Linked DNA regions of Homo sapiens: regions 1 and 3 are each linked to region 2. The links are chromatin loops, found by intact Hi-C in ENCODE. Cell type or tissue: heart right ventricle. All regions are shown on one strand. Each heading gives the region's core, and the rest is flanking DNA. Links, peaks and the distances in the headings are about the cores only. Region 1 overlaps PIGN (phosphatidylinositol glycan anchor biosynthesis class N). Region 2 overlaps LOC124904314 (a long non-coding RNA gene). Region 3 has its middle 14 kb from the start of LINC01544.

The links. Peaks named below come from ENCODE experiments on the same cell type or tissue, not always from the same donor. Only the 100,000 strongest peaks of a DNase experiment are listed, where the experiment ranks them.
Region 1: a loop joins it to region 2, with 2.7 times the contacts of the local background. A loop is called at or near these places in 42 of 110 quality-filtered maps.
Region 3: a loop joins it to region 2, with 2.2 times the contacts of the local background. A loop is called at or near these places in 6 of 110 quality-filtered maps.

What each region holds. Positions count from the first base shown.
Region 1 is chr18:62,125,625-62,136,473 of GRCh38, forward strand. All of the region lies in intron 14 of PIGN (phosphatidylinositol glycan anchor biosynthesis class N), which reads right to left. Among named protein-coding and RNA genes, the nearest start is that of PIGN, 56 kb to the right of the region's middle. In heart right ventricle, for the core only: CTCF peaks have their summits at 5,891 (motif pointing left) and 6,090; a DNase peak (open chromatin) is centred at 5,881.
Region 2 is chr18:61,575,658-61,586,506 of GRCh38, forward strand. It overlaps LOC124904314 (a long non-coding RNA gene), which reads right to left. Exons shown (of 7, transcript XR_007066395.1): 5 at 10,089-10,193; 6 at 3,750-3,799; 7 at 1-1,554. Among named protein-coding and RNA genes, the nearest start is that of LINC01544, 170 kb to the right of the region's middle. In heart right ventricle, for the core only: CTCF peaks have their summits at 6,381 (motif pointing right) and 6,584; DNase peaks (open chromatin) are centred at 6,374 and 6,674; H3K4me3 peaks cover 1,280 bases; H3K27ac peaks cover 3,711 bases.
Region 3 is chr18:61,728,763-61,739,611 of GRCh38, forward strand. No RefSeq gene overlaps it. Among named protein-coding and RNA genes, the nearest start is that of LINC01544, 14 kb to the right of the region's middle. In heart right ventricle, for the core only: no CTCF peak of the experiment used is centred there; no DNase peak of the experiment used is centred there; H3K4me3 peaks cover 876 bases; H3K27ac peaks cover 7,366 bases.

The DNA of each region.
Region 1 (10,849 bases), core at 1,049-9,048, 550 kb after region 2:
TACGTGTATACTACAACAGCATTTTGTGTCCATTTAGCAACATAATCATATAAAAATCTTTTTTGCTAATTTCAAAAATGGAAAAAAGTATGTCTAACTTGAATTTGTTTTTCTTTGATAAATACTAAGGTTGTGTTTGGTGTATATTCTATTACGAAAAAACTTTTTTAAGTCTTGCTTTAAAATGGGATGTTAAAGTTATAAAACTAGAATAACTAAATATTTTAAAATACGAATGAAAAACACAAAAATCAGTGTTTTCATGACATCATACATAACTCACAAAGAATAATTTGGAAAATCTGAATAACAATTCTGAAATACAGTAAGTTACAAAAGTTTTATGACTTACTAGTTGGTGATTACTAGAACCCATCAAGGGTTTTAGTAACCCAATTGTATAACAGTTTACAATTAAAACAGCATGAGAAAAAAATCTGAAAACAAGAGTATCTGGATCAGTCATTGTATCTATTTTTGGCCAAGCAATTTCTCCATGCAATTTCTATTTTTATTAACAAACAAAAGCAGTTTCAAAAATATTATTATATATATCACAAAATACCATAAGACTTCACCTGTTTGTCCTAAGATTCTTTCAACATATATAACATTTAAATAATAATTATCATACTTTCTAGTGATTAATACATTTTTCTACATTCTGCCAGATAAACTAAATATTGATGTCATGAATTCATGGTAAACACTATAGTGTTTGCAAACTGACAAGTTTATGTCATTTTTCTAAAATTTTACCACAGAAAATATCATTTTATATTACAGGTGCTGAGTGATTTATTAGGCTGGAGCAAAAGAACTAGTGTAAACTATGATCAAGGAACATAAAAATCACTGTAATGAAATGCTTATATGTGCTTAAAAGCTTCATGTGAACTTTTTAAAGTCTCTGCATCCCAGTTTCATCATGTATTGAAAATCTATTTTACAAAATGTAAAAATAGGGAAAAACAATATTAGCACTTCCTACGCTTTCCCTCTGTCCTTGCCCAATATTCCAGCCTCTAGTATCCTTAACTGAGGGATTTCACCCAGCCTCACAGCATCAATTAATACTAGGGTATGGATAATTTCCAAAATCTATATTTAGAGCTTGATTCCTGCTCCTGAGCTTTAGATTCAGATTTCCGATTGTCTATACAGTCACACCATGATGCTGTTCTACAGACAGCTCAAACTCAGCAGATCCACAACTGAACTTGACCCTCATCCTATGAGCAGCAGTTTAGTAAATCATAATATATGTCCAACATCCGTTCAACTTAATTGTTGAATGATTCAACTTCCATTGTACCTTAATGATTCAACTTCCATTGTACCTTAAACCCCTAACTTCCTTCCATTCCTATCTTGTCAATCTTAAAGCAGTATTTCTCAAGGAGGACACTGGGAAGGATAAATCTTACCCTGGTTAGTGATAGATTCTGTGCCAGACTGCCTGGGTTCCATCCTAGCTTCAATGTTTACTAATTCTGTTACTTGGGGGAAGTATCATTCTGATTCAGTTTCCTCATGTGAAAATGAGATACAGGTGCTCCTCAACTTAAGATAATGCTACATCCCAATAAACCCACCATAAGTTGAAAATATCTTAAGTCAATTTCCATTTACATCTAACCAACCAAACATCATAGCTTAACCTAGCCTATCTTAAATGTACTCAGAATATTTACATCAGGCTACAGTTTGACAAAATTATCTAACACAAAGCTTGTTTTATACTAAAGTGCTGAATATCTCATGTAATTTATTGAATACTGTTGCTGAAGTATGGTTTCTATTGAATGCGTATAGCTTTCACACCATCATAAAGTCGAAAAATCCTAAGTCAAACCACTGCAGCCGAAGTATCTGTAATAACAGTACCCGCCATATCAGGCTGTTTTAAGAATTAAATGAGCGAACACTGATAAATTATTTAAAACAGTGCCTTGCATACACTAAGTACATAATAACTGTGAGCGGGTAGTCATGAGGAAAGCAATGGTGCAAGACCTTATCATTTGCTTGAACAACTGCAACAGTCTGGTTTTTTTGTGTGTTTTTTTTTTGTTTTGTTTTTTGAGACAAGGTATTGCTTCTTCACCCAGACTGGAACGCAGTGGTGTGACTGAGGTTCGCTGGAGCCTTGATCTCCTTGGCTCAAGTGATCCTCCCATATCAGCCTCCTGAGTAGCTGGGACCTATATCCTGTGGCATTTTTCTTACTCCAATTATCCAGGCCATAATAAACATACATAATAGCGGAAGGAGAAGATAGGACTGATGATGGAAATGGCAATTAAAAATACATGGTGCTATTTTCCCAACAAGAAAATGCATGGGAAACTACACATGGAAAACATACCAACAAACTTATGAAAAATCCTTATGAAATTTTCTAACTCTTGGTTTAGGATATTTATCTTCTAAAATATTTTTTATTCCCACTTTTATAATGTCAAAAACATCTTATAATTCCCACAAGAATTATTCCTGAATTTAAAAATATCATATATAAAACAACTATACATTTAAAAATCACTATACTATTCATGACATTACCAAAAAAATATATAAAATTCCTGAATTTCAAACTTGGGGAAAAGGATTTGATTATTTTCTTCCCCTCTTTTCAGATACTTGTGACTGGTGTGACAAACTGAGGACTTTCAGAGATATCATCTTTGGAGATGATGAGATTTGCTTGTGGTAAAAAGTATAAACAAAGAAATGGCTGGAAGCCAGCCAGGAGGAATGCCAAAGAAACTCCTAAATGATCAGACCACAGAGCTAGTAACATAATTAAAACCACTAGGCCACGGAAGGTATTTTACATTTAAACAAGGAACTTTAGAACAGATGGGGTCCATAAGAGATCAGGGGGAAAAGCTACCCAACTCCAGAATCACTGCATAGGTAACAGTGTTAGCTCAGGGCACAGCTGGATACTCACATGCAGCCACAGAGATCAAGAAAAAAAAGAAAAGAAAAAAAGGTAGAAGAGTTCATTTAGGTTGATATGAGGAAAAAATTATCCTTTGTTTTCACATTACAAAAGTGGGTTTTGAGTCATTAAAATATTTTAATAAAATGTTTAAAATATTCATTAAATTCTATAAGCCCATTATTTCTAGAGGGCTATAATATTTTATTATTACATTTGCATCTACTGTCCCTTAGCTAAAATACATTTTCTTTAATATATTTAACATGAAAAATGTAAGGCAAAAATAAACTATTAAGTTTCTTCTATTTGGCTTCAAAATAAGAAGTCATCATAAAGAAATATTAAAATATAAGTATACAACGATGTTTCATTGGAAATGCAGATCTCCCCACTCACTCCCTGCAAAATTCCCTTCCAAGGACAATGCAAAGCCAATATTGGAAAGCACTTTCTATTAGCTCTCAACACCTGGCTTTCTCTCCCCTTGCCTCAATTCCTTACTCCCTTCTCTCCCTCCCTCAGTGGCGTGCTGAGGGCTGCTCACACCAGCTCCCGAGAGCAGATGGTGTACAACTCTTCCCTTTCTCTAGTCGCATCATCCTTGGTAGCTTGAGATTGATCATAGTGAGCGTATTTATACCAATGAAATTGGCAAAGGCTATTAATGGGAGTCTTTCCCTCTCTCAGAGAGCTGAGTCTCTTGTTAGCACATCACTGCCATACTTTCCCACCTTAAGTCCACATTCTTAGCTGTCTCAGACCCACTGCAGCCCATAGCAATTAGTGTCAAGTTAATGAAAGCTAGTATATTGGCTGTTACTACCTCAGAAGTGCGTTGAGCTGAAGACTTCTTGCGTCTCCATCTCAGCTGCTCTCTGAGGTATCAACAAATCAAAAGTTCTCTTTCCAACACTGCCTTCACTGAAGTTGTCTTATTTAACTTCCTATAAATTTGCATCCCTCATCTGTGGGTTTGGTGCTCCTCAACTGTTCTTACAAAAACAGTCACTCATAATACATTGAATTATCCCTTATCATGCTGTATCATTTGCTATACTGTCTATATGTTCCCATTAGACTTTGTGTCCAACAAGGGCAGGCACTACGTCTATCTTTTCCAACATCAGTATAGTGCCTGGGACACAGTAGGAAAACAATAAATACTGGTTAAGTAAATCAATGAAGCATTGTAAGATAATTACTCTGCAATGGCTGAAATGATGACAAATGTAAACTATTAATTTCTGTTGAGAGTTAAATTGTGTCCCCCAAAAAGGTCCTAACCCCTGGTATCTGGGAATGTGACCTGATTTTGAAATAGTGTCTTTGTAGACATCATCAAGCTAAAGCACATTAATACTAAATTAGGGTGAACCTTAAATCTAGTGACTGGTGTCCTTGAGAGGGAGATCTGGAGACAGAGACACAAGGAAGAAGACCACTGATGACAGAGATAGAGAGTAGAATGATAAAGCTACAAGCCAAGGAAACCGAGGATTGCTTGCAGCCCCCAGAAGCTAGGTAGAGGCAAGGGAAGATTCTACTCTAAGCCTTTGGAGGGAGCATGGTTCTGGTGACACCTTGCTTTTGGACTCCTAGCCTTAATTTTGGACTTTAGTCTCTAGAACTGTGAAAGAATGTATTTCTGTTATGCTAAGCCATGTAGGTTGTGGTAGTTTGTTATGGCAACCCTAGAAAACTAATATATCTTCCTATCAACTGCCCAAATTCAGATTGCCCACAAGGAAAAGTGATGGTTTTACTATTTGTTGTTCATTTTCCCTTTAATCTATGCATAGTTACAGATATGGATAAACTAATGAAGTATTAACTTAAAAAGCAACATGTTTGAAATACAACATTCTACATAGTAATTTGTGAGGAAAAATTTCCTTTATTGACTAAATTGTTTTTATTGAAAATATCAAGTTTTAAAGAATCTATAAACATGTCATGTTTAAGTTAAAAAAAAAGAGAGAAATGAGTTGTCTTAATCTGTGCACATTACTTTGCTGTAATTGTTACTATTCATTTTTTTAATGGTTACTTAATACTATAGAATAAGGTAAACCACATTTTAGGATTACCAAGAATTTTATCAATTATTCAGGGTCAGCTAGTGTTTAGAGGACAAGATCTCCTAAAATGCTGCCCTTTCTTACTCTGATTTTTGTTACAAATTTTTTTTGCTTTCATCTACACATGACCTAATATTTTAGTAATACTTGTCTATTCCTTTTTAGAATGTCTATTTAAAGGGAAAAATATTTTAAGAGTATAAAGACAGAGAAAGCAGGATAAAAAGTTATTTCTAGAATAATTTTCATTCCTTTAGCATGACCAATGATATAGAATCGTATCACCCTTCATGTCATAAGTGAATAAATGAATAATATTTTTCTATGTAGGTATGTGATGCACAGAAGTTTTTTTTAAAGATAAATTTCAGTTTTGAAGCAGAAAATTATGTTTCTTACAAATAATTAGTAAATCAGATAGGTAAACTGGTAGAAAGGTTCACATACAAGCTAGTATTTAAGTTGGGTCTAAGGGAAGGGCCTTTATCAGCTAAAAGAAACAAATTTTATAAGAGAAACCAAATACTGTTGCCATTTTAGTAGAAAATACAGTTTTTTGTTAAAATTTCTTTGTTTATCAAATTTATATAATAATTTTCAAATAAAAAAGTAACAAATATTTTTGCTTCTATTGGCAAGGTATATATCCCCTTCCCAATTCCGTATTCTTCCCCCTAAGATATCTCTGAAGAGATCTTTTTTGCTTTCTTCTTATTCTGTGGCATTTTTTCTTTTAAATTATTTCTTGTCTTACTCCAGCCTCTAAAGTATACAATTTTAAACATAAAGTGTTTTTCCTCCTTTTACAGATGGGTGATCCTTTTATGCCTCTCCTGGTCATGTAGCTCCACCTGCTGGTCATCCTTCAGCATACCATCACCAGGGTCTGCCAGACCCAATTTTAGCTTCAGGTGTTTGTTTTTTAGCAGTTCTCTTTATCAGAATGGATGTTTTATGACTTTTATTCTTTTTAGAGGTCTTTAAAATATCAAAGAGAAAATTTATTTATTTTTGCAAAAAAATAGGATATGCAATTACCACATGGCCCTGTTAGACCCTTTTACAAGCCTAAGATAAAGAATCTTGGCAATTTTATTTTTCCTACGTCCTGAAACATTTGCTATTTCATTACCCTAGGAATTATTTTATTATTCACCAATTACTCATAACTATGCTAGAAAAGACTGAACAAGATAATGGAAAAATGGTGAAGATACCATTAAACTAAAATCTAATAATGCTGGTGAAATTAATCATGTCACGAAAATTTTGATACTATGAATTTTCAGATGCCAATGTCCTAGATGAATTTTCTCAAGTTAAGAACAGACAAGTGAACAATATATTTCTAAGAACAAAAAAAAATGATGCTTATACAAAAGGAAAGACTTTATTACACAATAGTTTGTGAAAAGAACCTGGGTTATCTTTTTTGCTAAAAGCATGTGTGACAACAGTACTCTTTGATCTTTTATGTTTATAGGCCCACATTTACTTGATATAGTTTCTAAGAAGACATGCTGACATTATGTGCATATATAAAAGTGATTAAAAAGAAATATATGATGTTAATGTGAAAAAAACCCACTGGACTAAAGAAATAAAGGGTCGATGGTACTCAGTAAATGGTGATAACTGTTTTTTCTGATAACACCAAACATTAAAGACTTGTAATGCAGAGCTAACATTTAGTCAATGCCCTTAAATATTCTATTTCAAAATACCTCAAGGGGGAATGAAATTTTTAATGAGTGAAACTAAATACTCTTAAAAATAATTTAACAAATAATTTCTGTGGTTCACATCTCCCTAAATGATTAAAAAATAATTTTCAATTTAGTATTCCACCTGGTTCTGGTATATTTTCCAATTTTATGTAACTGATATAATTAATAAATTCTGATTACAGTCAGGCACAGTAGCTCACACCTGCAATCCCAGCACTTTGGGAGGCCAAGGCAGGCAGACCGCTTGAGCCCAGGAGTTCAAGATAAGCTTGGGCAACATAGGGAGATCCCATCTCTATTAAAAAAAAATGATAAAATAAAATTCTGATTATGATGCTAGCTAATATCTTTTCCATATGACTGTTAAATTTTATATTTTATAGACCTCACACTTTTACTTATTTTTAAATATTCAGTTCTTTAATCAATGTAGAATTTAGTTTTGTGAATGAAATGAGGTTACAAGAGCTAGCCTTATTTTTTCCAAATGGTCAATTTTCTTAGTACAAATCTTTCTCCTACTGATTTGAAACACTACCTTCAGTCAAAACCAAATCCCATATACAGATTGTCCCAAACTTATGAGAGTTTGACTTAGGATTTTTCAGCTAACATGGAAGTGATATGCATTCAGTAGAAAGCATACTTTGAGTACCCACACAATCATTTTGTTCTTCACTTTCAATGCAGTATTCAATAAATTACATGAGATATTCAATACTTTATTATACAGTCGGCTTTATGTTAGATGATTCTGACCAACTGTAGGCTAATGTTAAGTGTTCTCAGCACATTAAAGGTAGGCTAGACTAAGCTATGATGTTCAGTAGGTTAGGTGTATTAAATCCATTTTGCACTTACATTATTTGCAACTTAGGGATGTAACCCCATCATAAGTCAAGGTGCACGTTGTAGACAAGTGAATCTTATCTCTTTATGTACTCACGAATCAGTTCCACTAAATCTATATGTTTGGCCTGCATCAATACTACATTTTTTAGAGTTATAATAGCTTTAGAATGTGTTCTGTTATCTAGCAGAGCAAATCTCTTATCTTGTTCTTCTTTCTCAAAACTAATTAAGCTATTCTTGAGAATTTATTTTTGATATAAATTTTAAAATTATGTTTTTGAGTTATACAAAAATCCTTTTGTTATAATACCATATTCAGTAAGTAATTTGGAGAGGACCGACATTTTTACAGTATTGAACAGTATTATCCAACATTTGTTTGTTTATATTGCCTGTTATGTCCTTAATAAAATTTGACAGTTTTCTTTACAATATACATTTCTCATTATTTTATTGCTGGGTATTTTATTTCTATTATGAATAGTATCCTTTTCCAATTACATATTCTACTGAATTTGTGCCAATGATTAGAATATCTATTTATTTTGATAAACATACTTTTAAAAATAAGTTTTATCAAAGCAATATATGCACATATTTTTTAAAAATCAAACACTACACAAGGGCATAATAACTCTTTTTCATTTCTCAGTTCACCAACCCAGACCAAAAACTTTTACATGTGTTTGTTTTTAGTTATTCCGGTACTTGCCTACATTTTTAAAAAACATGTTCTTCTTACTTTTTCTTGACTTGATGACTGGGGGTACTTTTTGTTGACCCCTTGTTGTCTCTGGCTTTCCTCCCCACTCAATTTGGCTATATCACATTTTTACCTCCTCTTTTGGTGACCTTGGTTACTTTCATAATCTAATACCTAAGGCTGGGCGTGGTGGCTCATGCCTGTAATCCCAGCACTTTGGGAGGCCGAGGTGGGTGGATCACGAGGTCAGGAGTTCGAGACCAGCCTAGCCAACATGGTGAAACCCCATCTCTACTAAAAACACAAAAATTAGCTGGGCGTGGTGGCGTGCTTGTAAGCCCAGCTACTCAGGAGACTGAGGCAGGAGAATTGCTTGAACCCAGGAGGCAGAGGTTGCAGTGAGCCAAGATTGCGCCACTGCACTCCAGCCTGAGCAACAGAACGAGAGTCAGTCTCAAACAAAACAAAACAAAACAAAAACTAATACCTAAACCTCTGACGAATTCAACTAAAGATAAAATTCTCCATATTCTATTTCATGAAGACAATAGCACCGCTACTATTCCATGTACATTTCCTTCCCTCTCTGCCTTCCAACCTGTTAACTGCACTTGTACATTTTCAAGGCTGCTAACATTTGCATTCTATTCTGTAATCATAATTCATTCTTCCCTGCTTTGTCCAAGGATTGACTCTAAAAGCTGAAAACCAATACTTATATCACATGACTATTTAAATACTGTCCACTGAAAAACAAAGTTTTATGCTACAATTAGATTTTCTCATCTATTTCTTTAAAGCCTTGATCCACATGACAATGTTCAAATGAATTCCCTTTCTCACACTCCTAGCAACTGTTCAAAATCATGCCACATCTGAGGGTGCTTTATATTTGAAGCATGCTTTCTTGTAAAGTTTGAAATGTTTCTTTCTCCCTTAAGTTTCTGATTGTCATTGTTTTTTTTGATGGGCGGGCGGATGAAGAAATGTATGCTTTCTATGTATACATCATGTCCTTAATTTCCTCCAGCTTCTTACTCAATCCATCTACTACTTAAAATTCATTTCATTTAGTTTGAGGTCCACTCACTTCCTATTCTAATTTGGAGGATCTGCCTCTCATTTGGACCATTCTTATACAACTTATCTTTAAGTTTTTTGTTGCATTCTTATGAAATATTTATTTTCTTATTAAATGTAGAAGTTATTTTTAATGCATCTAGTACCTTTCTACATTTTGCAAAGTTAATGCTGCTTTTGTTTTATGGATGCAATAGTTTCTTAAATATTTCTGAGAATTTTAATGTTTTTAGGTTTGGTTCTGTTCCTTGAATTTCATATGACCTCAAGAGTCCATTTCTCATGTTATCTTAGATTTTTTTGACCATATTGCAGGCTTTTAGCAAGTGGTGATTTTTAGCCAGACAGGTCTACAGGCAGGGCTGGTCACTATGCTCTAGAGTGGGTGAACCAGTACATGGGAATCAGCCATCCCGCCAGACCCCCAGAGGACACAGTGGCTTTGAATATGTATGTGCAGGCAGACACTGAACATCAAAATAGGGGAAGTCTATGATCAGTTACCATGCCACGTGGAAAAAGGGGTAGCAGTGTGCACCTGAACCCTTGACGAAGAGTCCTTCCCTAACTAGCCTTTCTTTCTTTTCTTTTGTTTTTTCTTTGTCTTTTTTTTTTTTTTTTTTTTTTCAGACAGGGTCTCACTCTGTTGCTCAGGCTGGAGTGCAGTGGTGGGATCTTGGCTCACTGCTGCAACCTCTGCCTCTCTGGTTCAAGTGATTCTCATGCCTCAGCCTCCCGAGTAGCTGGGATTACAAGCAGGTGCCACCATGCCTGGCTCATTTTTATATTTTTTGGTAGAGACAGGGTTTCACCACACTGGCCAGGCTCCTAACCAGCCTTTCTAAAGTGGCTGGTCTAAAGTAACCCTCACTTATTCTCACTCTCAACAGCCGGTGTATTTTCTTCATAAAAGGAATTGATAATGTATTCCTTATTCACTTCTTCATTTGGTTATAGTTTGCCTGTGACACTACTGTACAAATAAACTCTATGAATGCAAAGCCTTTGTCTATCCTGTTCACTGCTATATCCGCAAAACACATACTAGTCAATCAATATTTCTTGAAAAACATATGAACATTTATATATTCCTCAGAACCAATTCCATTAACAAATCTCAATTCTACTATACTACAATAAAAGAAAATTAGAATTAGCATAAGAGATGTAAATAACATAATATCCTAATGATATATTTAGGGTAATCAATTTTATATGATTATAACTTGCAAAATCCTAATTTCATTTTATTTTTACTCTCCTATACACATATATATACACACATAAAAACTCAAGTATACAACCACAGTATTCAGAGGGTAATGTAATATTTATGCCTTTCTTTTATTTTTGAGATGGAGTCTCGCTCTGTTGCCCAGGCTGGAGTGCAGTAGTGCGATCTCAGCTCACTGCAACCTCTGCCTCCCGGGTTCAAGCGATTCTCCTGCCTCAGCCTCCC
Region 2 (10,849 bases), core at 1,451-9,450:
CCAGAAGCCAAAAGAGAGGCATCTTCAGACTCTTTCTCTAAACCTCCAGGAAGGAATCAACTCTACCGACACCTTGATTTTGGATTCTGGCATCTAGAACTGTGATAAAGTAAATTCTTGATATTTTAAGCCACCAATTTGTGTTCCCTTGTTACAGCAGCCCTAGAAAACTAAAACAGTGTCTTTTAATTATGTTCTCTCTACTGCTTCTCAGACTGCTTGGCATTTTTATAATGAGTCTTTATGCAATGATCTCACACGTTCCTGCATTTTAAATCTTAATGCTTCTCGGGTCTCTGCCCTGAGTTGAGCAAAATAGGATATGAGGCCCGAAGTCTTCTTTCTCCAGATAAAAACACATCAAGATCAGAAGCAATATCTTGTTCACCTTTTAATCTCTCCTCCAACACCCTGTCAGAACCTAGAACAGCACTCAGCCCACAGCAGGGCCTCAAAAATACTTAACAAAATTACAGAACTAACACTAGATATTATTCCCATTCTTCTCTCATCTCATACCAAACAGTGATTTAGAATAACTGAATCACCAAATACGTTAGTGTTGGTTCACTTCATGGCCAATTATCAAACAATAAACTGGGTCACTTTAACATTCAGTCTAAGTCAGTCCATCCACATAAGTCAGTCCATCCACATATGGAGGCCAACTATTCCACGGTCCATTAACGCCATTCCCTTCAATGATTACATCAGGGCAACCAAATGAACATCCAATTGCCAGAGCCAGGTTTTGGGCATCTGAAGTAACAGAACATCATTAATCACTGAGGACAGAATGAGAAACCTCAGATCTAAGGGGCAAAAGTAAAAGCTAAAATTATCCTACTGATCTGACAGAGCAAGTCTCCGTGTGCACATAGCCATGTCACCAATGACTGGGTACACATGCCACATCCCTCAACAGAATTTCTGTTTATTCATTTGCTATTAACCTTAATGAGTTGAGTGGCAGGTGAAATATCTACTGGCTTCCATTTACGTTCCACTTTCTTTCCAAGCATAAGGCAAAGCCAATTTTCTCGATTGGGCTGGGAAGGAGTCCTAATTACCTAAGAACCAGCACATTTCAATCTTATAGGGACTAAGTCTCTCTGTATTGGAATGCAACCCAAACACAGTTTTCTGTTTCATGAACAAAGAGAAAGCCAAAGAAAGTCTTCTTGAAAACCACTTAATGCCTAGGAGGTTCTCCAGTCAACTTTGCCATTTGAAATCATACTCCTTACAGGCAACCAATGGTGCTCAAAGCATCTCTTTCAGCATCAATCTTCCTACTTTGTGATATTTGGGGGATGTCTTAATTAGATCAGTTACTTTGCCATTCCTTTAAGTATTATATCTCAAGTTACCTGTTGGCTTCTTACAGGTCTCATGAAGACAGCTCCATTTTTTAGAGGTAGCTAGGAAATATATAGCTGCTTTCAAAGTTCTATCGCTTTCTGGGACAAGCAGTTCATCTTATTTCTTCTCCATGGCTAGTCATTAAATGTTGAAGGTCTTGGCTAATTCTGGGTACTCTAATCTGCAGTGAATCTGAAAGAAGAGAAAATCAACTAAAAGCCAGACTGTGGATGTTCATGTACTCATTTTAGGAATGGGCTGGTCACAAGGGTAGAATAACTGACTGCATTGGGCTTCAGAAAAGGTCTTGAACTTTTCAACATTTTCCCCCACATGTTATCTCTGAAAATGCAAACACCCTGGGGGAGATAAACCTCTTTTATCAAGACTTTTTAAAAAATCCATCACAGCATTGATCAGGGTACTGAAGTGGTAATAATTTTCATAGAGCCAAGACAAACAGGGCCCTAACAGTGCCCTGTTAGGTACGCACTGTGGAGTCAGAAAGAATCCAAAGAGCTTAGAGGACGGGATCCTCAGTCTCTGAGCAGACAAAATACTGTTATCTCCATTTCAGAGATAAGACAACTGAGTCCCCTGGGATTAAAAATGGTACCCTATTGAACACCAAGAAGGCACTAGATGCTTGAAAACTTTTTTATGAGCAGAGGATAGACTAGATAGAACAGAAAAGGGCGAGAGAAGGGTGCCTAGCTTCATGATTGGCCAAGTCATCTCCACTATGTGAAAATGCCATACTACCTGGGAAGGTGACCCCTTAGGCCAGCAACAGTTGGGGCTGTGAAGACCAAAGAGGTCAGAGAGAGAGGTTTGGATGGAGATGAGAAACAAGGTACAGAGTCAGGGACATTGAGGGCTCTGAATATCTGGATGCGAATGCTGAGAAATGATACAAGTCAGAAACAGAGAATCAAATACCTCAGGTTCTCACTTATAAGTGGGAGCTAAATAATGTGTATGCATAGACAAAGAGTGTGGGCTGATGGAGAGTGGACACTCAGAAGGGTGGAGGGACAAGAGAGGGGAGAGTGATGAGAAATTACTTAATGGGTACTATGTACATTATTGGGGTGATGGCTACACTGAAAAACAAGATTTTGCCACTACATGTTGTACACATGTAACAAAATTGCTTCTGTACACCCTAAATTTATATAAATTCTAAAAAGAAATGGGAAAGAGAAAAGTCAAAGCTTACCTCCCTATTACTTGGAAACTGGCTCTAGTATTGATTTTATTCCTGCACTCAGGATAGATCATTTGATGAGTAGCTAGGTGAAAGAGTAGCCCAAAGGAAAACAAAGCAGGGTAGAAAATGAGCAAAGCCAAAGATTTTCTGTGTAAAATTCAGCGTTCCAAAACCTCTACAGTAACACTCCAGGTCAGATAATCTGCAACGCCCCCTGGACCTGAGCAACCACACCATGATTGACACAGCCATCAGTTCAGCTACTGGTATCTGTCTATAAGGAACAGAAGCAGCATGCGGATGATGGTTTAAGCAAAGATTTGTTTTTGTCACAAATAAGAAATGCCATGCTGTTTAAGGGACTCAATGGCGTTGGGCCAATGTTGCTGAATTCTCTTGGCTTCCCCATTGGTTTGTAAGATGGCATCAGCAGCTTCAAGGTTCAGATCTCAAACTGTGTTCAAGGGCAGGAAGCTGAGCATAGGGCTAGAAGATTTTCTGTGACTTCCTCTTATTAGGGAGGAAAAATTTTTCCTAGAAGGTCCAAGCAGACTTCTTATATTCTCCCTAATCTATGTCACATTCCCATCCTTAGACCAGGGACTATATCTACATTCCCTAAGAATAACTGAACCCCATCTGATGCCTGTCCAAAGTGGGTTACCCTTGCTCCATCCAAAAGGCATGGAAGATCAGGGGCTGGCACTTTTGGGGACTGTACCTTCTACTGTTAATGGGATCCAGGTAGACTGAGTGCCACTGGATCAGAGCAGAACCATCAAGGCCAGCATAAGCAGGAGGCTGCTGGGGCTGCCAGTTGAGAGAAAACAATCTGTCCCAGGCAGGCATCCTCTCCAAATTTAGAAGCAAGAGCTAGCCTTTCCAGAGGGCTCTTTGAAAATGTTAGAAAATTATAATTAGACTTTGTGCTTCTACCAAGCCTTTTGTCCCAGAAGCTCAGGGCACTTCTCTGCATCATCTCATTAATCTTCACCACGCCATTCGAGGCAGCCTGCAACTATTGTCATCTTTATTTTCAGGATGAAAGATCTGAGATGTGGAAACAGGTCAATGGCTTGCCTAGTGTCATATACTCAGTGAGGCACCAGCAGCTGAGGACAGGACCAAAACTTATCACTGAAGACCCGGGACAAGTACATGGATGGCATTTACTTACCCAGAAAGCATGAGACTTGCAAGGTGACTTGACAGAAGAATGTCAAAGCTCTGTGCAAAGAGGTGAGAGGAACAGAACACAAGCTGTGATTTACTATCCAAGGAACCTTGGGCAAGTCACTTACACTTTCTGAACAGTTCCTCATCTAAAAAATGAAAGTAACATCTACCACATCGAACTTCACTTGGCTGTTTCAAAGACAAAAGAAGTGTTTTAAACAAAACCATGTGACCTAGGACATTTTATAAAATCTAAGTCAACATAAGGCATTGTTATTTGAGAGGATTTGTAGAATCAACATTTAAAATGAGCCTGCAGCTGTTGGCACACAATGATAATCCTGAATTGCAACCAGACAATTATAGAAAATGCTTCCTAAGAGATGACTAAGAAGTTCCTTTTTGCCATTCAATGTGCTATGATCATTTTCACCACTTACTCTATGGAAAGTGCTACAAAGCATGCAAGGACAACTGGACTGTGACCCACATCCTCTAGGAAATACGGTCTGGTAGAGGAGACAGATAAACCACTCATTTCACTGTGAGGAAAAATGAAAGAAAACATGTAATAGCCAAGGAGACCAAATGTGGGGGGTCCAGAGGAGGCTTGGGTCGGTTCCCATTCAGCAGCTCAGAGGAAGCTTTTGGGAAGTTGCAGGGTGATAGGAAAAGAGACCCCAGATGGCAGGAATATTGCAGTGGGGAGAAATGGAAGCCAAGAACATACAATATTATATGACTAAAGAAAAAGGTACATGGAAGATTGTAGACATTCCAATAAAAAGTTTGTGCAACATGGTATTTAGTGGGATGTTTTTTCCTGTTGTCTTGGAAACGTGGTAGCTCCTCAGTGAAGCTGAAACTGAACACAGCTCCTAAACAACCACAAACACCAGCTATGACAGCAACACCACTACAGTGGAGCCCATCACCGCAGAAGGACCAGAAGTGGCCAGGGTAAGGCTGGGGCAGACATACTTCACTAATCTGCAGCAGAGGGTCCCTCAAGATTCCTCTTTCTGCTCCCTTCTCCTTTCCCCTTCCCCTGCACCCCACCTTCCTTTGCTCAAACAAGAAGCCACATCTACAACAGTGACTTTCTTTCTTTTTTTTTCTTTTAAAGACAAGGTCTCGCTCTGTCACCCAGGCTGGAGTGCAATGATACAATCACAGCTCACTGCAGCCTCCATCTCCAGAGCTCAAGAGATCCTCCTGCCTCAGCCTCCTGAGTAGCAGGGACCACAAGTGCATGTCCACCACCCCTGGCTAAAACAATGACTTTCAAACTTCTCTAAGCATGACCCACAGTAAATGTTTTACATTATGACACGATTCACACAATTCCAGGCAGCTGACATCTATTATCACATTTATTTTCACACACACACACACACACATACACACACACCTGAAACAGCTTTTTGAGGAAATCATACTCTATTACTTGGAATGTACTTTGTAATTTGTATTCCATTCTACTCCTTTAAAGAAAAATAAAGATTGTGACTTTCTAAATTGATATTATGAGCCAGCAATGGCTTGTGACTTGCATTTTGGAGAAACCAGCCTAGGACAATATGGGAAGGGCATGGGTCTCACACACACACACACACACACACACACACACACACAGAGCCAGGTCCATGGCTCCAGCCTCACCTGAGGAAAAAAGCTGTGCAAGGAGTTTAAACAAAATTTTAAATAATGGGGCTGGGCGTGGTGACTCACGCCTGTAATCCCAGCACTTTTGGAGGCCGAGGCAGGTGGGTCACCTGAGGTCAGGAGTTCAAGAGTAGCCTGGCCAACATAATGAAATCCCGTTCTCTACTAAAAATACAAAAATTACCCAGGCGTGGTGGTGCACACCTGTAGTCTCAGTTACTTGGGAAGCTGAGGCAGGAGAATTGTTTGAACCCGGGAAGCGGAGGCTGCAGTGAGCAGAGATCCTGCCACTGAACTTCAGCCTGGGCGACAGTGAGTTTCTGCCTCAAAAAAATAAAAGCAAAGAGTGTAATAAATGATATTTAAAAAAAAATTTTCTGAATAATGAACAGGACTGAAATGAAATTGCTCTAATACCCCAAACAAAAGGCTGGCTGTTTTCAAGGGACTTGCTCCCCCACTGGGAAGTCGTCACAGTGGGAGGGGGTGGTAGAGTCCAGTTCGAGCCTGTTCTAAAACACACACACACACAAACACACACACATTTTATGTCCCTACTCCCAATTTTGAGGCCCCGAATTAAAGTTGGATGGGGCAACACCATGAAGGCCACTGCAGGATCATGCAAAAAAAAAAGACACACTGGGGAAAGGAAAGTGCGCCCCTCAAACACTAGGCAAACACTGGAGAAGGAAGGACCTTTGGGTCAGCAATAAGAAAGCCGTCCCCCTCAGTCAGCACAAAAGCTCGCCCCCAGGGAGAAACAGGAAGATCCTTAGCTCTTCTTTTCCTTCCCCAGCGCCCATCATCCTCCCTCCTGAGAAAACGGAAGAAAGGGTAGCACAGCAGCCGAAAGGAGTTTGGGTTTGCTTTGCTTCCATCTGCGGACAAGGCTCTTTGCAGAGAAAACCCAGCCTCCCGGTGCCCGGGCCCCGCAGGCAGTCTCTCTTTCGGCCACCAGAGGGCGCTCTCCTCCTCCCCAGCCTCCAGCCACACCTGGCCGAGGGGCGTCCTTGCCCCACTCCTGCAGCCCAGAAGCGCACTCACTGCACAGCCGCGGAACCTGCAAGACGGGCCACAGGCACGCCCCGCTGCCAGCCGCTTAGCTTTTTAAAACAAGCCAGCATAGATGTTCACAATTATTCTCCCCTCAACGGTGGACACTGTCAGGTCAGCAATCCCTAGGAAGCTCCCGGGAGCGCTGTCGGAAGACTTTGCCAGAGCTCAGACTCATCGGGAGGGGGAAATCGGTTCTCTGGCTGCCCCTGGCAGCGGGGCTCCCCCACCCCAGGCTTAAAATAGGGATGAAACTCTTTGACATCGAAGGACACAGGGTCCCTTCCCACTGACGTCCGTTGTGGCGCTGAGGGACCCAGGAGAGCAACAGGGCTTCCAGATCGGAGACATCACCAAAGAGGGAACGCAGCCACTTTTATTTTTGCCTTGACAATTATTAAAATACGCAGAGGAAGGAAACTATTCAGGCTGGCTCTGTACAAGGCAATCATTCCCAAATTGCACCAAATTGGCTGCTCCCCAAAGTCCGTGTGTTCTCCCCACACCCTCATATAAACACACACACCCACCAACACCCTGTGTTATTTGTCTTCAATGAGTTAGAAAGAAGACTTTAAGATAAGGCAGGGTGAAACTCTGACAGCTAGTACCCAAAACTCCCCCTCAACATTAATGGGAGACTTGCTTGTATGTTTTTGCCCCCTAAGGGTAACTGATTCCCATGACTTTGCTTTAGCCAAGGGAATGAAGTGGCTTTTGGGGTAGAAACAGCCTAACCTTACACAAACTTTGAGATAAACAAGCACTATCACAGCACATAAAAACGAAAACTACCAGCAGGTTAAAATTATCCCTATGAAGAAAAAGGAATTTCACGTTATGAAAGTTTTTTTTTTTTAATAATCTGCTAAGTACACACTAATACCCAAAACAGGCCTTAAACAGTCTGAAGGATGCTTGAGCTAAAATCTTATAAATTGCCCTGGAATATTTGTCAAACCACCTGCCCAGAACATACTGTATGTATTCATAGTGCTGTCAAACAAGTGGACTACCATCATTGGATGAGTGGTTTGTCAGCCAGAGGCTGGCTCAGACAGACCATACGTAAAGGTTTCTAACCCTAATTTTTCCCTTTAGTGATTGAGCCTGGACCCATTGTTTGGGATACTTGTGGGGACATGGACTGCATTCTGTCTTATATTGCAGATGCTAAAGAAAACATCTTTCCAGTCCCCCCTTCCCACAGCAGAACACCATGGATTAAATCTGAAACAGTATAAGTGTTCACATCTGGAAAATTGAGCTGAATCTGTCTGGAGACATCTGTATGGATCCTTTGGACTAGTATGAAAAACGATGATTTCTGTGTTTTCTATAGTGGTTTCCACCCTCATGCTAAGGTTTACATTTCTGAAATCACACCACAGCCACCCATTTTAAGGAAGTAGGAGGTTAGAAACATTAAGGAAATTAAGATTGGAGGACAAAGATTATGTGATAGTTAATCTTATATGTCAACTTGGCTAGGCTATAATGCCTTGTTGTTTGGCCACACACTAGACTAGATGTTGCTGTGAAAGTATTTTGTAGATGTGATTAACATTTACAGTTGATTTTGAGTAAAGGAGATTACCCTCAATCATATGGGTGGGCCTTTTCCAATCAGGTGAAGGCCTTAACAGCGAAGACTGAGGCTTATCAAAGAAGGAGGAATTCTGCCTCAAGACTTGCAACATCAGCTCTTCCCTGAGTTTGAGTGCTGGTCTGCTGTAAGATTTCAGATTTTAGCTTGGCATGGTGGCACACTGCTGTAATCCCAGCTACTCAGGAGGCTGAGGCAGGAGAATCACTTGAACCCAGGAGGCGGAGGTTGCAGTGAGCCGAGATGGCGCCACTGCACTCCAGCCTGGGAGACAGAGCGAGACTTGGTAAGAAGGAAGGAAGAAAGGAAGGAAGGGAGGAAGGGAGGGAGGGAGGGGAGGAAGGGGGGGGAGAGAGAGAGAGAGAGAGAGAGAGAGAGAGAGAGAGAGAGAGAAAGGGAGAGATTTCAGGTTTGCCAGCTCCCACAATGGTGTGAGCCAATTCTTTAAAATAATTCTCTCTCTCTCTCTCTCTCTCTCTCTCTCTCTCTGTGTGTGTGTGTGTGTGTGTGTGTGTGTGTGTGTCCTATTGGTTTGGTTTCTATGGAGAATATTGATTGATACAGATTTCAAGTGGGAATCTATTTTATTTTGTACATGTTATAAGTCAAAATAACGATGTGAGGTTAAGTGCTGCCATTCTACATGATATTCACATATCCCAGATTTCTGATTTTGTTTAGGTGCCTAGACCCTCCTTAATACCCCATGTGACACACTGGAAGCTGGCCTGACCCCCAGCCATAGGTGTGATCCTGATTGGTCTAAGGGTGAGCCATCCCCTTCCCAATGATTGGCTCAGGGGAGGGGTCATGTGATTTAGTAAAGACCAATGACTTTACTAAATGACTTTTAGTAAATGACTAAATGACTTTTAGTAAAGACTAAGGTTTGTAGTCATTCTTCCAAGAGGCTTTACAGAAGCAGCATTCTCTCTCCCCTGTTGGAGGAGAATAAAGAAGCAGTAGCTACTGCCATGATGCCCCCATTGTTACTGACAACCCCTGGCACCTGCCCTTTGGTAGAAAATAACATGAGCTTCTGAAAATGTTGTTGAGCTGATTGAATCTCCCAGCCCCAAAGCCTGCACTGACTCTGGGCTTCCTTTTAGGTGAACCAATCCATTTTCTTATTCTGGAAGCCAGTTTGAGCCTGGCTTTTTGATAGTTGCAGCCAAATGACCAAGTCTCCTTGCCCTTAATTTCTTCTCTACAAACTGGGAGAGTAGAATTAGATAATCTAAGTTTTCCTCAAACTCTCAATGTCTGTGAACTGCATATTCAGGTACTAGCACTAACAACATTAACACTATTTGTCAATTACTAAAGAAGATAAATGTTATTATAGGTATGTTTCTAAATAACTTTCATTTTTAGAAACAGTAAAATGACATGTTAAAGTTCATAAAGTATAATTTAATGCCATTTTTTCCAGTGGTCTTAACCCTAGTGAACCACTGTCAGCAACAATAACTTTCGCTAAATTTTTTAACACAGAAAAAGCTCTAACAAATACAGTAAAAAGAAAAACCTAATAGAAAAATGAGGAAAGGATAAGAACAAACTTCCCAGCAAAGAAAATACAAATGAGTCTTAAAATCCATTTATCTCTAGTTTTCCATTATTGGAACGCTAAGCATGTGGGAGTTATTTATATCCTACTGCTCAAGGTCATTGCTAAGGTCTGATTGCAAAAATTCAAAAAATTGCAACCTCAGGCATAAATGGGTTAAACCAATGAAGAGATGTTCAACCTCACTCATAGGGAAGAGGGAAATTAAAGAGAAATGCTAATTAAAACGATGGCAAGGTTTTTTCAACCTACAAGATTGGCAAGTTACCAAAAAGTTTAATAACATGCTGTTGGTGAAGATCTTTTAAAATCAACTTTTATATCAATAATGAGAATTATCACTGAGGACCAGCAATTGAAGGTTTCTTAGAGCATTTTTTGTTGCTGCAACAGAATACCACAGATTGTGTAATTTATGAAGAAAAGATATTTATTTGGCTCACAGTTCTGGAGGCTGAGAAGTCCAGGACTGAGGGACTACCACTGATTAGGGCCTTCTTGCTGCATCATAACATGACAGAAGGTAACACATGGCAAGGAGGTGTACCCTAGAGACAGAGATACAGACATTTTCAAAAAATTGAGTCTGAAAAATGGAGTAACTAACTCACTCACGCAACAACTAACCCACTCCCATGGTTATGGCGTTAACTCATGAGGGCTTTGCCCTCATAACTTAGTCACATCTTAATACTGCCTCAATGGCAATTAAATGTCAACATAAGTTCTGGAGGGGACATTCAAATCATAACAAGGGGTAAGAGTTAAATAGTGCAACTTTCATGGAAAGCAATTTGACATCATCTGTAAAAATTACAAATTACCCTTTGGCCCAACAGTTCTCCTTCTGGAGGCTGTGAAATCCAAGATTAAGGGACTAGAAGATTTAGTGTCAGGTGAGGGCTCCCTCTCTGGTTCATAGATGGCAGCTTCTTGCTGTGTACTCACGTGGTGGAAGGAAATAGCTGGCTCTTTTATAAGGGCACTAATCCCAGTCATAAGAGTTCTGCCCTCAGTTTACCTCCCAAGGCCCCACACCCTGAACCATCACCTTAGGGGTTAAGATTTCAACATATGAATTTTGAGAGTAAATAAACAATCAGATCATAACAATCTCCACATTCAATGTGAAATAAAAAGAGCAAGTTGGACTGGGCATGGTTGCTCATGCCTGTAATCCAAGCACTTTGGGAGGCCAAGGCAG
Region 3 (10,849 bases), core at 1,480-9,479, 150 kb after region 2:
ATGTTCTTTAACAAACGAATTCTGCAGGGGGAAAGGGAATTTTGCTGCAGTATTCACTGGGAGAGTGGAGCTAGAGCCCGAGAGTGCCATAAAAGGCAATGGCAAAGTCTACAACAAAAAAGGCAGCTGCCTTTTTCTCTGTGGTTCCAGGAAGACTTTCTGGAGTCCTTAGGTAGGGAGATATATATATATATATATATTTTTTTTTTTTTTTTTTTTTTTTGAGATGGAGTCTCACTCTGTTGCCCAGGCTGGAGTGCAGTGGCATGACCTTAGCTCACTGAAACCTCTGCCTCGCGTGTGTTCAAGCAATTCTCCTGCCTCAGCCTCTGGAATAGCTGGGATTACAGGCACCTGTCACCATGCCCAGCTAATTTTTTGTATTTTTAGTAGAGACATGCTTTCACCATGTTGGCCAGGCTGGTCTCAGACTCCTGACCTCAGGTGATCTGCTGGCCTCGGCCTCCCAAAGTGCTGGAATTATATGCATGAGCCACTGCACCCAGTCAAAATTTGTGTTTCAATGGAAAAATAGACACTGTCTATAACATATCTTTCCCCATAATCTGATTCTGACTCTATGGGATCTATTCTATAACTGTGTAAAGCATAAGTGACTGACAAGAACACAGGATCATCTTTTCTGTAGACACACAAATGAATTCTGACTGGGGCAGGGAATACCCTCCCCACCATGGAAAAACCAATTTTGCCTCCATTTGCACATTCATTTCAAAATGCCTTTACTCTTTTACATTTTATTCATTATCTTATTCCATACTGAGCATAACATCTGCTGGGTTCTCTCATTATGAGTAAAGTAAACACTTTAACATGAGTTCATTTTTATATCCTTATGAGAGTCAAGAATTTATCTTTTTTTTTTGAAAATTATCTTTCAACACTTTATTCCCAGCAATGCCTCTTCCTCCTTGACCCAGCTATGAACTGAGCTGCAAAGTGTGGACGTGCCCAAGTGTTGAGCTTCAGATCATGGCTTTTGTGTTGGGAGAAGTTAATGCTCATCTTTGGCAAGCTTGGGGGTTTCTACAACCCACAAGTTGACAAATGGCTCCCTTTGATGTTCTACCCATAAGCTGAGGTTTCAAACAATTGCTCAAAAAGGCATGGCATTTTTAATCAGCTTTATTGAAGTATTACTTATATACATTAAAATTCATCGATGTTAAGCATGTTGTGTGATGAGCTTCAACAAATGCATAGTTACCTACCATCACCACAACCAAGACATAGACATTTCTATCACCCTAAAATGTTCCCTCATGCTCCTTTGCAGTCCATCCCTGCTCCCTACTCACAGCATCTGGTAATCATTGAGTCTAGAACTTCATATTGTGGGAGACCAGAATATACCACCCTCAAAATATGAAGGATTGCTGAATTGCAGTTAAGAAGAAGCAGATACGGGAAAGTTCTCTCTCCTTCCTCTATTTGCCTAAAAGCAGGACATAAACTTAGGAAGACAAAAAAGTATCTTACCTGCCTTCCCTTATACCAGGCAGAACAAAGGTTAATCACTGAAGATAACTTTAGACCCTTATGATCCTAGAGTTGGTTATCAGAGGAATCTAAATTAACATGCATTAACAACTGGCTTTTATCTGCCATTTATTTCCCTTCCCACAAGTTGCCACCCCTAAATACTCAAAGTCCTTTCTTCTGTCTTATCACTTCTTTAAAATCCTTGGGAAACACTCATTCCCTGGGTGTCTCTCATGTATATATGAAATATGCCTGTGAATAAACTTGCTTGTGTTTCTCTTGTTAATCTGTCTTTAGTTACAGGGTTCTATTTCAGCTAAGATCCTATGAGGGTTGAAGAAAAAATTATTCTTCTTCCTCTACAATATAAATAGGACTATGCAGCATTTAGTCTTTTGTGGCTGGCTTATTTCACTTAGCATAGTGCTTTTGAGATTCATTCATGTTCTTGTATGTGTCAATAGTTCATTACTTTTTATTGCTGAGTAATATTTCACTGTATGGATTTACCGCATACATTTATCCATTCATCTATTGATGGTCATTTGGATTGTTTTCAGTTTGGGGTTATTATCAGTAATAATACGTGAGATTACTGGGTCATATACAAAGTATATGTTTAACTTTGTAAGAAACTCCAACACTTTTCCAGAGTAGCTATACTATTTTATGTTCCCAGCAGCAGTACACAAGCACATAGCTCCACGTCCTCACTAGCACCTGGTATTGTCAATCACTTTAATTTTGGCTTTTCCAGTGAAAGTACACTAATAACTCATTGTAGTTTTAATTTGCATTTCCTTAATGATGAATAATATTCAGCATCTTTTCACTTGTCATCTTTTTACTTATTTGTCATCATTTGTCTAGGGTAAAATTTCCATTTAGATCTGCCCATTTTTAATCAAATTGTTTATCTTATTATTGAGTTGTAAGAGTGCTTTATACACTCTAAATACTTTATGAGATATGTGTTTTGCAAATATTTTCACCCAGTCTGTGGCAAGAGAAAGGCATTCTTATTATTTTGACAAATAATTTGCTAATTCAGACTGCCTGGAAATGCAAACCAGTATACTGTGTAATGACATCTGCCGAGCAGCAGCCAGACTCTGGTGGAGGGAAATAAACAACGTAAAGTTCCAAAATTTGGCCTGAGAAAAACTGCTGCTGGCTTTCATCATCATCTCCTGATTTTCTAGCATTTTATTTACTCCAGTTATTTTTTCTCCTGCGTTACTTGCTTCATGTAACTGTTCCCGTTTTAGGCAGAAAAATGTATATGGAACGTCTGTTTGTTTCTCTCCTGATGCAAATGAACACCCTAGCTTCTGCATTTCATAGTGAGCCCCTAATATAGTCTCAGTAGCAACAATGCAGCTCACATGAAAATTGTTTCCAATTATTTCCAATTTAACCTCTGAATGTCATACCATCACCTCTGACTTCTTCTGAGGACCATCTTCCCAGACTTCTTGGGTCTTTGGGGAGTAAAAAGGAGAAAGTTCCCATGTGAAGGTTGCCTGTGATGTTCATTGTTTTGTTAAAGCACTAATCTGCCTTAGAAAATAATTTCTTCTGGAAATACAGTCGAGGTCCTGTGGTTAGTAGGATTGGGCCAGTGGTACTCGAGCCAAGTACCACAGACGGCATGATTTGGCACATACGTTACAGCTTTTCATCACATCTGTCTCTTCTCAAATATCCAGAGGGGAAAAAAACATGGATGGTTTTCTGGGGTTCCTCTGCAGATGAGAACACTAAATGCCTACCTAGTACCCATTCTATAGTTCTTCCTTAGTAGAGAGACCTGATGTAATGCAAAGCACCCAGCTGAAGAAATTATGTTTCTCGGCCACTCTCCAAGATAAGGGTGGCCATGTGATACAGTTCCAAGGAATATAATTTAAGCAGAAGTCAGGCTGGGCTTTTGAGCCCTCGCCTTTCTCACGGCAAGTCTGCTTTCCTGCAACAGCCATCTTCTGACTGATCCTGAGGGAAAGGCCACAGAGTCACAGAGAATGTGGCCTGGCACCTTCACCACCGAACCAATGCCAGCAACTATCTACCTCTGGACCTCTCGTCATGAGAGAAAAACCAACCCCCAAGTTGTTCAAGATGTTGCTTTTCAGTTGTCTTTTTTTATGGCTGTACACAATCCCTGACTAACAACTTGGGTTCTAGTTTCTGCCTCTTTACTGAGCAGCAATGGGAACTACCCCTCTCAGATTCCCGGTTGTCTTCATTTATAAGGAAGGGTGGAAAAAACAGAAAGTGCCTCACAGCCATTCCAGCGGGAAGCATCCACAGTTCGGAGGCACCATTTCATCTTCAGTGTACCAGACAAATTTTTCCAGATCAGGTAACTCTGGTGACAGGAAGCTCAGGCCACAGTTCGGGCTTGACTGGGATATGCTGATGCCCCAGTTGTTTCTGACAGTTACAGAGGATCTGCTTCCTTACTCAGCCCCAGGTCCTACTGAATTAATTAACAGCAGATGGAGTACCATTTTTTTGTTTGTTCTGAGGACATATCTCCTCAAATTTCCAGGAGAATCCCCATCTTTAATATATTTTTCCTAGCACTCAGATGCCCATCTTCACATAAATCTTCTGTCTCTCTAACAGTATGTATGCTTGTCACATCATGTGCTGCGTTTGGCGTTTAGATATGGCCTCCTGCTCCTCATAACCCCACTCTGCTCCACTCTGAAGCCTAGGTCACTCTTGACCTCCCTGCCCCCACTCCCTGTGTGTTTCAGGCACGTCACATGCAGTATCACTTCCGGTTCCTCTTGGCCTCACCCCTGCTCTGGCCATGGCCATGGTGACCAGGTCCACTGGGGCTTTGCCAGCTTCCCACAGATATGGCCACAGAGGGTGCCTCATGCCAGGTCTTCTCTCCTTGGCTCCTGCCTCCAGCCCTGGAGCATCTCTAACAAGGAGCTGCTCAAAAGAGCCACCCAGACTGGGGTTTAGTGACAGCAGGGTTCATGGATAAATGCTTCCCCCCGGCCCCTTTAATGGCCAGTTCTTAAGGGCATTTTATGAAGCTTCTCAGAAGGTTCCAGCAGGACTGAGAACGAGATGCTTGTGTCAATGATACTAGATACTAGATACTACTAGATAATGCATTCTTGTTTTGGCTTTCCCTCCCCGTCCCTCACCCCTGCTCCTAAAGATCATGTATGCCTCCAAGTAAATTACTGGTAGGTAAGCCTTTCTTAAGCCCTTTTTCAGCAGAATTGAAGTTGAGGCAGAGGATATTAACAAACAAGTGTGTGTGTGTGTGTGTGTGTGTGTGTGTGTGTGTGTGTGTGTGTAGGATTTTTCTCCTGCCTTTCCAATTTTGGGTTTAGTCACTAATACACTGATTCATTCAATCTCAGTTCCCACCACGTAATGGAACAGTTACATCCCTGCTTATGCAATCGTTCCCTTCCACGCAGTTTTGCACAACTCAGATTTTGCGTAAGTCAAAATCTGGGTTATTGCCCTGGATATTAAAGGTGCAGAACCTGCTACACAAATATTTATGTGTATAATATCACTGAAACTTGTTTTCACTGTTGAAGCCACCAAAATATTTTCACATGTTGGTCCCCAGGGGCTTGGCATTTTATTTTTTTACTCTAAATCAATTGCCTTCAGTTTACAAATGCGCCTCCACTGTTGTTTTATCCTGGTGGCTTTTGGACAAGATTGGAAGGCTATGAGAGTAAAGACATAAACACCCTGGAAATAGGATGAGTTGGTGCAGTAAGAAACTCCACCGGAGCCCCGTAAAACTGAAAGTGAAAAGCCTGGCCTCTTGGAATTCATGGAGTCTATACTGCAGCTTAATATGTGTTTTCATACATAATGCAACCTTTCCACATCTCTTACATGCTATCAGCACCTTCCAGAACAATTTGAAAAGGGTCATATTTGCATTAGGCATAGCTTATGGGACCTGGGGGCAGCTGTCCCTGATCAGGAATCATAACAGGGAAACCTCATTTGCAATCACCATTTAGCCTCTCTCTCCCTCAGATAGTAGAAGGACTGGAAGTTGTTTGTTCCTAAGCGTTTTGTGATATTTATGAGTGGCCTTATTTTAAAAAGTCCCCATTAGTCTGTTTATTTTTAGGTATCATATTAAATGCACCAGCAGAAAAATACAAGATCAAAGCCCCCAAAGGTCAAATGCCTGCTTCTTAGCTGGAGTCACACTGTTTAGAAGCTGAAAGCAGCCAAGTCCCACGACATTAATATCCTGGGAAAGAATGGAGCACTCTCATCCCTCAGGGATCCTTTCCCGGGTTCAAAGGCATTTTGCACTCTATCAGGTGAAAGGAAACACACATTAGCCAAATACAGGCAGACTTCACAGATGCAATAAAAGATTCCCAGTAGAGCTCCTTAAAGCTCCTCTGACTGATCTTCGACTTCAAGGTTGTGCCTAAGCAAACTGCATTGGAGCTGATGTGTTCAAATGTGGCTAACAGCTCACCAGAATCAAGCCAATCTATGCCTTCAGCATATCTCTTCTACAGGCTGAGACATGTGCTTGGGCTCAAAATGTCCAAACCTCCCCCACCATGGGCTCCTTATACTCCCAGCTAGGTAGGAGGATCAGTGATGGCCTATCAAGAATAGAAGAGACTCACTCCCTCTGCTGACTGCCATTCTTGATATTATCTAAATATTTTGAGCTTAAATTTAAGTTTAAAAATCAGCATGGAGCAAAAAAGCATAGACTGGGCATGGTGGCTCAAAATGCTCTAATACCAGCATTCTGGGAGGTCAGGGAGGGAGGATCCCTGGAGTTCGGAACTTCATGACGAGCCTGGGCAACATGATGAAACCCTGTCTCTACAAAAAGTATAAAAATCAGCCAGGCATGGTGGTGCACGCCTGTAGTCCCAGCTACTCGGGAGGCTGAGGCAAGGGGATCACTTGAGCCCAGGTGGTTAAGGCTGCAGTGAGCCATGACTGCGCGGCTGTACTCCAGCCTGGGTGACAGAGCAAGACCCTGTCTCTAAAAAGACAAAAACCAAAAGGATGTGATCTTGTTCATATGCCTAGAAAGGTCATTATCAACATTTAAACTATCACAGAAAAATGCAATGCCCTGATCCTTTAGCTCTTTATGTGTCTACGGGCTCCCAATATCTAACACATATTCTTCCTTCACAAAGCCCTTCAAATAGAATGGAATCTGGACTCAAAATTTGCTAGCTCTGATGAGAAAGAGGACCCGGGAACAAGCCCTCCAATGGCACAAAGAAGCCCTCCTTTTCCCTTCTACTCGAGGTTAAGATGGAGAGGTGTCAGCAGTTCCTGAACACCTCTGCCCTAAGGGACTTCAGACAGGAACAAAAAAATTAAGGGACTTTGGACGATTGTTCCCAGCAGAAGCCTGGGAAATGACCAAGTCAGGTATTTGCTAAACTATTTAATGAGGCTGCATAAGCAATAAGGAGAACTTGATAGAGCTTTAGGGTCACTGAGGTTTCCAGGGTGAATTAAAGCAGTGAAGTAAGAGGAGAGGATTTAAAAATTAACCTGCGTGTGAATGTACTATGTTCGGAACAGGAATTAAAAAGCAAACAAGGATTAATTGATCCCCTCCTCCCTCCCAAGCTGCACGCTGGCATTTCAGGAGCAAAATGGATTGGTTGAGAATGCACTCTGCTGGGTAATTAAACAAGGAGGTCGATCAATACTCAGTAGCTGGGATTTAAATACCCATTGAAAAGCTAACAGAGGAACCCAGAAGGGAACAGAAGAATTGCTGGTTGGCTCAGGCAAGATTGGATCTTAAGGTTTCTGCATGTAAAAAATGAACAACAACCAAAAAAAGCACCTCGTTCTTTTCACCTCTCTAACTTTAAAAACCTCTTTGATTCAGTATTAGCCCAAACAAAAATAAGGATCTCCACTCAGAGCATTTCTCTTGGTGGCGAGTGACAGATGTAAAGGGCCCAATTTGTGATTACGTGGTTCACTTCTACAACTGCAATTAAGCTGCCCGTTAAATTCACGTAGCTAAATAAAAATTACAATCAGTTACTTATTAGCTACCTTGAACCTGCCTCCCTGAGAGCTAGAGGGTTGGTGAGAGAGCCAATTCACAGCAAAGCTAAAGTGATCTGCCTTGCTTAGTTGTTGTGGTTTTCAAATCAGATAGGTCATGAGCATCTGTGTATGCATAAACAACTGAAACTGCCCAGAGATGTCTCATGGCTAATCAGATCAGTAGGCCCACCAGCCAGCAGCCAAGACACTCAACTCCCAGTTGGATGAACGTGATCTAACTTTGCTGCAAATACGGGCCCTGGGCTCTTCTCTTCAGCACCCACCTGATGAAGAAGGGAAATAATGAGACCAAAGACAAAGGCAGGAGCAGAACAGGCTTTTCTTCAAAGCCCATGAAGGGGAAAAGACCCATTATGAAGGGAGGGTTACGGGCAGAGAACTCGCCAGGGCTGTTGATGATATTGCTGTTGTTGGTTGGTCTTAGGATTCTCTAGGGAGGAGATGAAATAGAAGGAAAATCTAGGGGTAACAGCTCACAATTGGCCCAGTGACTAAAGGCCACCTTTCAGGGGTTCATTCAGGATTTCCTCGATTCCTGGGCTCACCTGTGAGGCACCAGTTTTCTCCACTTCCTGCTTGTAAACCCATGCATTATAAGCTTTCTTGATGGGAGGACTGAGGGAGAAGATAACCCTACAGTGAAGGGTGCTTGGAGACACAAATAGCTAAAACACACCAGAGGAGGCAATTGATTTTATCCAAGAATCTACCTGAATTTACCAAGGATTACTTCTGGGTATCTTGGAGGATTTGTATCTTAAAGGATCCAAGTTATAAAATTCTAGAGTCATTCATGGAGATGAAAGTAAAACAGTGCTTATTAGGGGCTGGGGGAGTGGGGAATAGAGAGTTAGTGTTTAGTGGGTTCAGAGTTTCAGCTGGGGATGGTAACAAAGCTCTGGCAATGGGTGGTGGTGATGGTTGCATGACTATGTGAATGTACTTAATGCTACTGGAGTATGCACCTAAAATGATTAAAATAGTAAATTTTATGTTATATGCATTTTACCATAACAAAAAAAATTCTAGAGTCAGCGAAGACAATGTTATTTCCTGTATAATCCATATAAACCTACAGCCTACTACTTTTGAAACATAGAAACTTCTCCATGTTTCCAAAATTACATTACCGAGGGATGCCAAAAAGAAAAAGACTTTAAGGGATGGGAGATGCACCTGTATCCATTCTACCCAGAGCACTCACATGAAACATTTCCCAGAGAACATGGCAGCCCAGGTCCCTGTTTCGTTTGCCTCGGTGCCCTGTGCCCCGTGCCCTCCCCATATCCAGGCAAAGCTGCTGAAGACCCAGAGCGGCCTTCTGGTCACCAACCACCTGCTCTTCTGATTTTCTTTCTGAAACATCATTCTCTCTTTCTTTCCCAATTTCAGGAGAGAATCTAATATACTCATTCACACTGAGGTGTAAGGCTCTAAGAAGATGTACACTGCCTGCCCAGGGATATATCCAGTTCACCTGGAAGCTAAGCAAGAAGAATTAAAATACAGAAATGGGAATAAAGTTTGCAACCTCTCCAACCCTTTGTTCCAGGCTGCTTTTTACGCCTCAAAACTTACCAGATTTTGTCTGCACCTCCCAGACAACCTCAGAAATGTGTTTCCCAAAAATCTCTTTCCCTGGTCAGTTTCTCTGTCATGCACTACTTTCAGAAACCCAGACTATCCTCTGGCCCATCAGCCCTCATGCCCAGAGACCCATGCCAAGTTAAGTTGTTCATTGGGCACAGATATGTCTCCAAGGCACCTTCTAAATCTGTCAAGGCCAATTTAGGAACAGAAGGTTGAGGCCAGATGGAAAAGTTGGGAAAGCACCCATGGAGAACAGAGCTAGCCCAGGCCTGGAGGCACAAGATCACTAATCTGATGAGTGGCTCCAATCAAATGAGACCACATGGACATTGGCAAAGAGCATAAGGAAAGTTCTCTCTTCACTCAAGCCTGTAGCCTGTCCTAGAACAAAGGAGCAAAGGTTCTTTCAGCATAAACATTGCCGACTCTCTGGAGGAAAACAGGCTCTTTTTTATATTTACAAAATCAGAACCAGCAGAGGCCAGACCTAGGAATCTGTATTTTTAAAAGGCTCCCCAGGAGCAATGGAAACCACTGGTCTAAATTAAAAAGTGATGACAAATAAAAAAGCCAACATAGGGTGTTTTGTGTTCGCTCTCATTCTATGGTGTTGTGGACATCCATAGAGAATGTGCTATTTATCCTATTTATTTACTTGTTTTTCGAAACAGCAAAAGGATACTGAGATAGGAGACTTTGCTCAACAAGCCAGTGCTAATCACCATAAAGGGTCTGTTGTGTCACACTCTGATGAATCACCACATGTCAGCAGGGACACAGCCAACGGAAATATGTTCTATGGCTTTGGTTTCCTCTTTTCCCTTGATGCATGAAAAAATCCTTTTCCCCAAGCTAAGTTTAGGGCAAGAGGCTCTTTTTGTTTGTGAATGGAGGCAGTCTGAGGGTGAAACAGGATGCCCCAAACAGAAGGAAGGGCCCAAGGAAATCTGCCATCTGGAGAGTGAGCTGTAGGGGCACCTTGGATTCCTATGCAGAATTGTCCTTAGATTTAGGCAACAGCCTGGCGAGCCTGACTCTTGCTGAACAGAGAGGCTGTGCCTCTCTCATGTGAAGAGTGGATGTCATCCACACACGTGGGGGAAAGGACTCCTTCAGGGGCTCATTCCTCCTCCATCTGAGGGCGCTCCCACCAGTCTTTCACTATCTGCCTCCATCCACTGCTCCTCAGTACCTTGGCCTCAGCCCTCTTTGCTTCCTTCTCAGCCTCTCTATTTCTCCCAGTCACCCAGCCTTAGAATCTTTGTGGCCAGGCACAGTGGCTCATGTCTGTAATCCCAACACTTTGAGAGGCCGAGATGGGAAGATTGCTGGAGCCCAGGAGATCGATGGTGCAGTGGGCTATGATCATGCCACTTCACACCAGCCTGGGTGACAGAGCCAGGCTTGTCTCTAAAAATAATACTAGCAATAATGAAAACAAACAAACAAACAAACAAAAATAATCTTTTTCTCTATGAGACATAATGGAAAGAGAAACCGACTTGGGGTCTGAAAATCTGAGTCTGGATCCCAACACTGCCAGTTCTCCAGTTCTCGGCCGTGTGACTTTGAGCACATCCCTGACATGTTTATATAGCACTGCACCTCTGTTTTTTGTTTGTTTGTTTGTTTTGTTTGTTTGTTCGAGACGGAGTCTTGCACTGTCCCCCAGGCT